Linked DNA regions of Homo sapiens: region 2 is linked to region 1. A link is an interaction called in ENCODE POLR2A ChIA-PET data of the cell type or tissue named here. Cell type or tissue: Panc1. All regions are shown on one strand.

Region 1 (5,000 bases):
AGGATGACAGTCTGCATTTTCTCCAAGTTGGGAACACTTTTGTCAGTTTCTCCCAAGATAACAACAAACGACAAGTTGTTTCCATAGGAGCTTTGGCTTACGGCCTCTCTTTTCCGCCGGTCACTATGAGTCCATCCCGAAGGGTTGTGTACATTGTGAACACGGGGCCTGTGTGAGCCTTGGCCACCAGCCGGATGAGGAAGTGGTCCTTCCAGACGTAGACATCTCCATTGATGGCACCCGTGAAAGTGAGATTGTTCTGTAAACAAAACAACATCTTCTACACCCGGAACACACTCAAGCGGGTCCCTCCCCAGCCACCCGTTCTCTCATTAAGGAACCAGAGCTAGAGATGCAGACAGCCTAGGCAGTTTGATCTCTTTGTGCTAAGGAAAGCAGCAGAATTTGCAAAGAAATCACCGAGAGCACATCACAAGGCAGTCACCTGGCTTGGAAATTCACTATATTTAACTGGCTTGGGCATCTGACTTCCCCTCTGAGCACAGCTGTGCATTAGCAAGGACTTCCCTTCTGTAAGCATGGCCCAAGTGACAGCAGGGATGGGGCAGACTCCAGGCCAAAGGACACTTTCCTAGGGCTCCTCTACAAGAGGGAGAAACCCACTCCTGGAGGACCACGAAGTTGGAGCTTGCATTGGCTGAGGGCACCCCATAGCCCACTTAAGGGTGGTAATTGGGGGCATCTGTGGCACAAGAGGGCTGGTAAGAAAAAGGATCATTATCTACAGTGGAAATTGTTCCCAATATCCTCTGGGGCTTGCAACTCAGGGTTGCCTTTAGAACAACAAACCTCCTGTCCTGGGTGGGTGTCCTACCTTTTCTGGTTAATATTTTAAGAAAAAAAAAATATTGGCCAGGCGAGGTGGCTCACACCTGTAATCCTAGTACTTTGGGAGGCTGAGGCAGGCGGATCACCTGAGGTCAGGAGTTCAAGACCAGCCTGGTCAACATGGTGAAACCCTGTTTCTACTAAAAATACAAAAATTAGCCAGGCGTGGTGGCAGGTGCCTATAGTCCCAGCTACTTGGGAGGCTGAGGCAGGAGAATCGCTTGAGCCTGGGAGGTGGAGGTTGCAGTGAGCCGAGATTGCGCCACTGCACTCCAGCCTAGGTGACAGAGCAAGACTCTGTCTCAGAAAAATAATATATATATGTATGTTGCCAACCCACCCATATGTGCTACAGAAAAGGAACAGTGGTTGCAGATAAGCCAGTACAGGAGCGAATGTGGAAATGGCTTTCCTGCTGTTTTCAGCCTCTTGGCCAAACTCCCCTCCTGCCCATGCCCATGCCCATGCCCAGGGGGTCTGGGTCCCCTTCTCAGGGAGTATCTGCTAGAACTCACAGCACCGAAGGCCACGGAGAGCATCGTCTGCATTTTGGCAGCTCCCAGGGACCCGATGACCCCTTTCTTGTAAAGCAAGGCGCTGCCTGCCAGGGTCCAGAACTTCATATGTTTGACCCCGACAGATACAAACTGCGTGTCTGAGTCGGGGCGAAATTCCACCACAAATATGCGCTCCAGGTGACCCCCTCGGCTGGCAACCTTGGCACCTGTGTGGGTGACAGAGTCCAGTGAGGCTCCTCATTGCTTCATGGGCCAGGCCGGGGGAGCCGCAGCCCAGGAGGTCTCCACCCCAGCAGGCGTAAGCCATGCCTCAGTTCTTCTTTACAGCACTCTCTCCCCTTCAGACACTATTCCCCAGGTGGCAGCGGGGAAAGTGTGTCTGGCAAGTTTCCAGAGCAGCAGGTGCTGGTAACAGATCCCCCAACCCAGGCATTCATGAACGTAGCAAGAAAGGATGGCCTGTGAGATGGAAGCTTCCAGATATGAGAAGGCAGCAAAGTGGCTTAAAGATATCCCCCATCCCCCTTCCATCAAGTCCCCAGCATCACCACAGGAGTCGTCCCCCCACAGGATGACAGAGCCGCTCCCAGAGGGCCACTGGGACTCACATTCCTCTAGAGAGCTTTTTTTTTTTTTTTTTTCCTAAGATTCTCCTGCATTTTCTTTAAGTTCCCCGTTTTCCTTTTTAGTTTGTGGTGTTTAGGTTTAAATTTTTTTACCTTTTAAGTACTATTTTTCCTTAACCCCATTTATTTATGTCTCCTGAGTTTTATTTAACCTTTGTCTTAATAAAATTCCAACTCTACCATTTACTTGTAGAACAACTTTAGACAAATTATTTAAGCTCTCTGTGCTTTAGTTTCCTTACCTGTAAGATGGGGCTAATAATTGTTCCTATTTCAGAAGGTGCAGTGCAGATAAAAAGAATTGAAGTAAGTGAAGCCCTGAGCACAGTGCTTGATACTCTGAGTGATCATGTGTTAGCCAGTATTAGTAGTAGTAGTAATAGTATTATCATCACTCCTTTAGCTACTTTTAAAATTTCTTGGCTTCTATTCTTTTAGCCTGTATTTTAAACTCACCTCTTTTTTAATCTCATTATTTTTAAGCTCTCGAGTTTTAAATTTTTGTTTTAAACCTGTTACCCTTTAACTTACTCTGAATGTTTTTGTTCCGATTTCTTGTCACCCCTCCCTTGATTATTCACACACCTATTTTTTTCTTCTTCGTTCTCATCACTTCGCATTTGTTTTTATGACAGCTTTCTAGTACCATGATGGTGGTGGGTTTTGATGTAGCTGGGCCTGTGGCCACCCCTCTGATACTCCCTAACAGAATCTCTTTCCAGGCGAGGCTAGGGGGACCCACAGAGAACTTCTCCCAGCTGTAATTCTCTCTGCATATGGAATCTCTGACTTACTGTAGCAGATCTCTCTCTACTTAGGGCTCAGAGGTTTTAAGACCCACAGTCTCCAAGGATACCATAAACAAAGTAACACAACATACGGGAAGAAAGCACTTGCAATGCTTATAAGATTCAGAGGATTAACATTAGAGATCTATAAGGAACTACAAATTATAAGTAAAAGACAACCCTCCCACTCCAAGTAGTAAAAGGATTTGAACAGGTAGATTACAAAAGCAGCCAATACAAGTGGCCAATGAGATGGAAAGAGATTCCAGCTCACCAGTCATGGGAGAAGTGCAAACAAAGGAAAGAGATTCCAGCTCACCAGTCATGGGAGAAGTGCAAACAAACAATGAGTTGCACATTTTTTCAAAGCCACTGTTTATATTTTCCTTGTTTTAATTTCATGGACGCTTCTAATTGTGGAGACACCTGTATCCCTCTCTGCATTGGCTTCTAGTCTGCTCAGAGCAAATTACACATATACCTAGGACCTGACGACATGGATTTTATGTAATAAGCTCATTTTTAGGTCTATTTTATTTTTACCTACACACACACACACACACGTTCCCCAAAACAATCCTCTAATAAATGAAGAATGAATAATAGGCTCTCTAGTGATACATAAAATGTATGTAAACCTCCCCAAACACATGCTATTTATCTGTAAGTAAGACTTGAAATGAAGGCAAACCCACACTGGAGAAGGAAGGGAGGAGAAATGACATGTCCGTGGTCAACCCGGAAGAGGTGGTGGCTAGCGATAGGTCACATATCAGCACTGGCTCACAACCCTCTGTACAAACAAGAGCAGGCTCCTCTTTTCCTCGGGAGCTTGTTTAAAAGCCCTGGCTCCTCTAACCTTCCCCTGGGAGGTCAGAAGGGACCCTGGGTGAGCAAGAGTCTGTGCTAGGGCAGGCCAAAGCAGGCACTGCTTGGAGGACAGGTAGAGGGAGTGAAGACAGTGAGCCTGAACCTAAAAAGACAAGGCCGTGCAGTGGGGCCAGTGTGAGAGCTTTCTTCCAAGGATCTAGGAACAGTTAGCAGCACAGAAGAAACATATAATGAAGCAATTTCTGTCCCCACATAAGAAGGGGCTTTACGCAAGAGCTTTCTGACAGCGTGTGGGCTGCCTTGTGAAGTGAGGAGAGCCACATCCTTGAAAGTATTCAAGGGGTCCTTGAAAGCCACACCCCTTGAAAGGACAAAGGGGTGCATTTGAAGGAATTTCTCCTTAGGATGGGTCCTAACTGCAGGAAGTCTTCTCTAGTTCTTCCCACTCCAAGATGCTCTCTGTCTATCATTTAAGATGCTCAATTTCTCTGGGCTGAGTCTGGTCAATCAGTTGGCCACTTGACATCACAAGGAATGAATCTGCACCCCTGGGATACTGACTGTGCAGCCATCTGGGTGAGATATACTGGTGAACCAGAGAATGAGAACATGTGGTTTCCTAGAAACATTATAGATCATGTCACCTTCTGAAGGAATATGGTATCATTACAAATGTCTGCAAGCTGTCAGGCTCTTTTCCTCATATGGGGGTGCTCAGGAGTGACTGGAACTTTCCCCCAGTGTGCTGATCTCTTTACAACCTCCACGCACCACCCCCTCCATGGGAAGATGCAGAGATAATGGGACTCCAGAGCCCTGGATGGGAGAAGTGACACCTCTGCGCTTGCCTGGTAGAGCGTGTCCCAGATACAGGCTGCCTAGCTGCAGACAGACCTCATTAATGTTCTGACTAATTGGATCTGCTCTTGCCAGGGCAGTACCCAACCTGAGAATATATGAGGAGGACTGCACATCTTTAGTTCTAAGATGACCACACATTCAGTTGCAGCTTGTGTGTGTGCATGTGTGTGAGGTGTGTGTGCATGTATTGGGGGAGGACTAGAAAGAAATCCTGTTACAGTAAATGTAAACCTGGATTGTAAGATAAATCCCTATTTCAAAAGTGTTAAAATGTTAAAAAAAAAATTTAAATGTTTCTGAGACTATGATAAAACATGATCCCATTTCCTAAAATAAAGCAGACAAAGTGATAGGGCTGTAGTAGGATCCAGGGGCCATCAGAAAGAGCACGGAAGACAAGGACCCTTGGGTAGGAAGGTGGCTAAGACAGATGTCGGGGAGGCTGCTGCCTTCCGAGGAGGAGGGCTGCCAACATCGGGGAACCTCCTCAGAGCCCCTTCACTAATGGGCCCTGGAGTCCCTGGCCA
Region 2 (5,000 bases), 52 kb after region 1:
TTCTATGTTTTCTCTCCCTCCATACATTTTTTCTTTCTCAAGCATTCCATGCTGGAGCTTTCATTCAGGGGTAGCTGATGTTCCTGCAAAAGCCCAGTGCACTTTTTGGTTTTCCAAGGACCTGTAGTTGCCATGGGCACAAGAGGCTGCTGAGGCTGGCGGCTGTGCCATCCCCCACCCTGAGAAGCCAGCTGGCTCTGGCAAATGCTTTCACTATTTTCGACAGGATCAAAGGCATGAAACAGAACCCTGCTTCTAAATTCTGCTCTCAACCTTGCCAGACTCTGGAGGCCCCTGCTGTGAAAGCTAGGCTGGTCTTGAGGCAGCATGGCACATTCTCGAGATCAGGCATTTTGGGGACTGAGGTGTTGGGAATGCAGGAATATCAGGATGACACATGTCTCATGGCTAGTGGAGTTAGATCAAGGAAGATTCACAGGTATTCTTGCTCTTATTCTCCAGATGGTGTAATTCCTCCCTAAAAATCAGAAGTGTCTCTACTACTCTCAATCCACAGAAAGCACTTGGTCTGACCCCCTCACCTGCCTGCAGGGACCCTTACAATGAGAAGCATGGTGGCTTTTCAAAGACCTTTGACTCCACTCCTCTCCTGCTCATTCCCAGGAGCCTCCCTCAGCATCCTGAGCTCTAAGAGGCTGGCCTTGGGCAAGATTATGGAAATAGGGAGGTTTGCTTCTCTTTCCACCAAGTGATGGCTCCATATCGAGGGACTTTACACAGACCTTCCCCCAGGCCCCTCCACAGCAGCATCCCCCTGATCCTGGCCGAGATCTTGTGCTTTCTATCTGGGACTTACTTCTCTTTATATCCCCACCATCTGACACAGGGCCTATACATTTGCAGAATTAAGAACAAACAAACTCCCTAAACGCAAATGAAACCCAAAATGAGATACACTTCATATCCATTAGGACAGCTATTATCAAAATAAACACATAAAATAAGCTTTGGCAAAGATGTGGAGAGATTTGAACCCTTGTGTACAACTGGTGGGAATATAAAATGGTAGAGCTGCTATGGAAAACAGTATAGTAATTCCTCAAAAAGTTAAAAATAGAACTACCATATGATTCAGCAATTACACCCTTGGGCATATACCTCAAATACTTGAAAGCAGGGTTTTGAAGATATATTTGTACATCCATGTTCATAGCAGCATCACTCACAGTGGCTGAAATGTGGCAGCCACACAGGTGCCCCTCAACAAATAGATAAGCAAAATACAGTCTATACATAAAATTAAACATTCAGTCTTTAAAGTAAGGAAATTCTGACACATGCTACAACATGGAGGAATCTTGAGAACATTATGCTAAGTGGAATAAGCCCATTATAGAAAGACAAATACTGTATGCTTCCACTTATACGAGGTACCTAGAGTGGTTACATTCATAGAGACAGAAAGTAAAATGGTAGATGCCAGGTGTTGGGGAAATGAAAAGTTATCATTTAATGGGAATGTCATCAGTATTACAAGATGAAAAGAATTCTGAGATGGGGGCAGTGATGGTTGCACAACAGTGTCAATGTTTTTAACGTCCTTGAACTGTACACTTAAAAAATGATTAAAATGGTACATTTTTGTTATGTGTACTTCACAATTCAAAATAATTAAGAAATCTTCCCAGTCAAAATTTACTCTATATATACCCTCTTTTCTCTGGACTCTTCACTCCGTAATAGAAACAATAATGGGTTTTAATCCCTAATAGTCATTGAGTGGTGGGATTTCACGTATTGTATCAGGTATTTTGTGTGTGTGTGTGTGTGTGTGTGTGTGTGTGTGTGTGTGTGTGTGTGTGTGTGTGTCGGATTCTAAATAAAGTTAATCAGACCCTATTCTACCTGGCAAGAGAATAGCAAGATAATAAATAGGGAGAAATCACTGCTTTAAAAAAAAAAGCAGAGAATATCAAAGAAGGGTCTGAGAAGCAGCTGCTTTCATCGGCCTCACCAGTTCCTAGATAAAGTCACAGTGCCCTGCCTGGTCATAAATGCCGGTCAAAGCCCTCGGCACTTTGTCTGGCCAGCACTGCCCTGACATGAAAGCGAAACAGACTTATCTGATCTCCCTTTGCCCTTGTTGGGACTTGTACCTTTTATAAATGCAATGCATCACATGCTTTTTTCTCTATCTACTGCACCGTATAAAACTCCTGAATGTTGTAAAGCTGAAATAAAGTCCAAATTCCAGTGTGGCAAGTATAGTTACAACTAAATACCTGCCAGGCAGAAGGGTTTCCAAGTCCTGGTCTATGGCCACTACTCCAAGAAATACTCTGAAATAACCTTTTTGGCAGAGGCCTTCATCATCGTTCTCCTGATTAATTTGATTGCTCCAACTCCAGGCTCACTTCTTCTCCCCAAGATGGGAGGGAATGCCCCACGCTAGATCCCTCAGAGTTACATAGTGCCTACAAGTACACAGTTCAGCATGAAAGTTCTGCTCTATCCCAGCCTGTGTCTCCACATTCCCCTCCCTTCACACCCTCAGCCACTGAGCACTTCTATTTCTTCATCACCCCCTGGTTCTTCCCACCTTCACTCTTCATATGCCATATTCCTTTTGCCTGGAATGGCTCTTCCTTGATAGCGCTATCTGGTGGATTTCTCCTTATCTCTCAAGATCAACCTCAAAGGTCACTCCCTTCTACAGAGGCTCCATGGATTACCTCCAAGGAGCTTTCCCTCAGAGCATACATTGGGCTTGGTGCTTCTCTACCACAGTGGACTACAACGTCTCTGAAGGTGGGAATGCTGTCCATTCCCAAGTACCCGCTCCAGACTCTCAACATCAGCCGAGTCTTGAGGATAGGATTTACGAGTGACTCACCCTATAGTGCAATGTTCCACCCTGGGTACTGAATGCTGCCGTGGCCCATTCGGAGTCCCTGCTCACCACTTCCCTTGTGACTCACCACTGCTTACTCACACGGTACCCATTTTGTGCTCTTGTATTATTTATGGATAAGTATCTCCCTCACTCAATTATAAACTCCACAGGGAGCAGAAACCATGTCTTACTCACTTCCAGAGCCTCCACATTTGCTAGCTTAAGACTATGCAACACCATAAAAGCTAGAGTTATTAAATAGACAAATCCTCATGGCATTTGTGGGCATGACTTGGAGGAGGTAGGAGTAGGTTGGGAGTTTTATAGAGCAGAGAAATTTTAGGCAGGCTGAATGTAGATTTCTACCTCTGCTGGAGGAGGAAATTTGCTTGAGCCTTTTTGGGCGGTTCTCCAAGAGGTGGAGCTTTGGGTGGAAAAGGGAAACCAGCCAGGAGGAGGATGAGGGGACCCAAGACAAGGAGAAAGCACTCCCAACTAAAGGTGAGGTGGTGGCTTGCTATGATAACAAAAGGCATCATGTATCTTTAACTGTCTTAAAACTCAATGGCTTGAATCAATAGTGACAATAATCATCCTAAGCGTAAAAAGATGGAAAAAGTATTCAAAATGTTAGCAGCAGCTGCCTCTGGGTTGTAAAATTACAGTCGTTTATATTGTTGTGGGATTCCCCTTTCCCATTTCTAACACTCAACTGCCATTCTCTCTAGAAACAATGCATAAATGGACATTTTTTAAACACAGAAATTCTATTTTAAAAGCCACAACATACTTTACCTCTAGAGTCCCAGTCAATGTGTGTAATATAACTAGAAGCACCTTTACAGATGCCAACCCTTTTGCTTGTAAGTACGTTGTAAATATCCACAAAGTTATCATGGGATGCCACGGCAAGGTATTTTCCCGTATCTGTTAAGAAAAATGTGGGGTTAACATCGAAGCATTTTATATAGGAATTTACTTCCAGGAACTTAGTATTTTAAAAGTGGGAAAATGGTCAAAGAAACATTTGAAATAGTTCATTCTTGTAATTTTTTGTCCCAAGACTGTGCTATTTTAAAAAGTATCTGCTGTCATCTTCACCTTTTGAAAACTTAATATCAGAGATCATTTCTTTTCTGTGATGGAAAGAGACCATGTCTTCAACAGTGTCAGCATTTACCACCAGGAAACTCCCATCGTTCAAGCCAACCGCTAAGGCTTTCCCATCAGGGGAAAAGGCACAGCATCTTCCACCTACAGAAGAATCCACAAAAAACACTTATTATCCAAAACTTCACTGTCAAGCAAACCACATGAAAAGATGAAGAAATCTGATGATGTGCATTATGTATGGACACGTGACTGCCTTTAAATTGACACTACACTTGTGAGAACTAAAACTTCCTAATTTAAGACACCTCTTGTCTGGGCGCAGCAGCTCATGCCTGTAATCCCAGCACTTTGGAAGGTCGAGGCAGGTGGAACTCTTGAGCCCAGGAGTTCGAGACCAGTCTGGGCCACATTCCGTAGGTTAAAAATTAGTTGAAAAGTTATTTTTTGTAGAGGCGAAACCCACCCTGTACAAAAAGTAAAGAAATAAGCTAGGTGCAGTGGCTTATGCCTGTAATCCCAGCACCTTGGGAGGCCAAGGCAGGTGGATTGCTTGAGCCCTGGAGTTCAAGACCAGCCTGGGCAACGCAGCAAAATCCCATCTCTACAAAAAATACAAAAATTAGCCAGGAATAGTGGCACATGCCTGTAATTCCAACTACTCAGGAGGCAAGGTGGAAGGATCACTTGAGCTTTGGAGGTGGAGGGTGCAGTGAGCAGTGATCATGCCATGGCACTCCAGACTGGATGACAGAGGGAGACCCTGTCTCAAGAAAATAAAATTAAGTATCTCTTCTCCCCAAGTCCAAGGAAAAAGATCATAATATCAAAAATACATTTTCAACTTCCATGAGGTTTATTCATTCATTTATGAGTATTTAAATACCTGGGGTTTCCAAAAAATAAGTGGGGTAAATGGAGAAAAGGAGTATAGGGTTAATAGGACCAGTATCTTTGCTTCGAAGAAAAGAGGTAATATTTAAGAATAGGAGTTCTATAATAAAATTTCCAGAAACCATTTTTTTTAAATATTAAG

The links. Peaks named below come from ENCODE experiments on the same cell type or tissue, not always from the same donor. Only the 100,000 strongest peaks of a DNase experiment are listed, where the experiment ranks them.
Region 2: POLR2A ChIA-PET joins it to region 1 with 5 read pairs; 6 of 35 experiments call an interaction of 5 or more read pairs at or near these places.

What each region holds. Positions count from the first base shown.
Region 1 is chr2:54,954,363-54,959,362 of GRCh38, reverse strand. It overlaps EML6 (EMAP like 6), which reads right to left. Exons shown (of 42, transcript NM_001039753.4): 33 at 1,365-1,573; 34 at 102-259. Among named protein-coding and RNA genes, the nearest start is that of RTN4, 94 kb to the left of the region's middle. In Panc1, no CTCF peak of the experiment used is centred here; a DNase peak (open chromatin) is centred at 3,062; H3K27ac peaks cover 4,868 bases.
Region 2 is chr2:54,902,152-54,907,151 of GRCh38, reverse strand. EML6 (EMAP like 6) reads right to left here. Exons shown (of 42, transcript NM_001039753.4): 23 at 3,956-4,108; 24 at 3,650-3,781. Among named protein-coding and RNA genes, the nearest start is that of RTN4, 150 kb to the left of the region's middle. RefSeq lists an enhancer at 2,317-3,516. In Panc1, no CTCF peak of the experiment used is centred here; a DNase peak (open chromatin) is centred at 2,931; H3K4me3 peaks cover 1,301 bases; H3K27ac peaks cover 4,977 bases.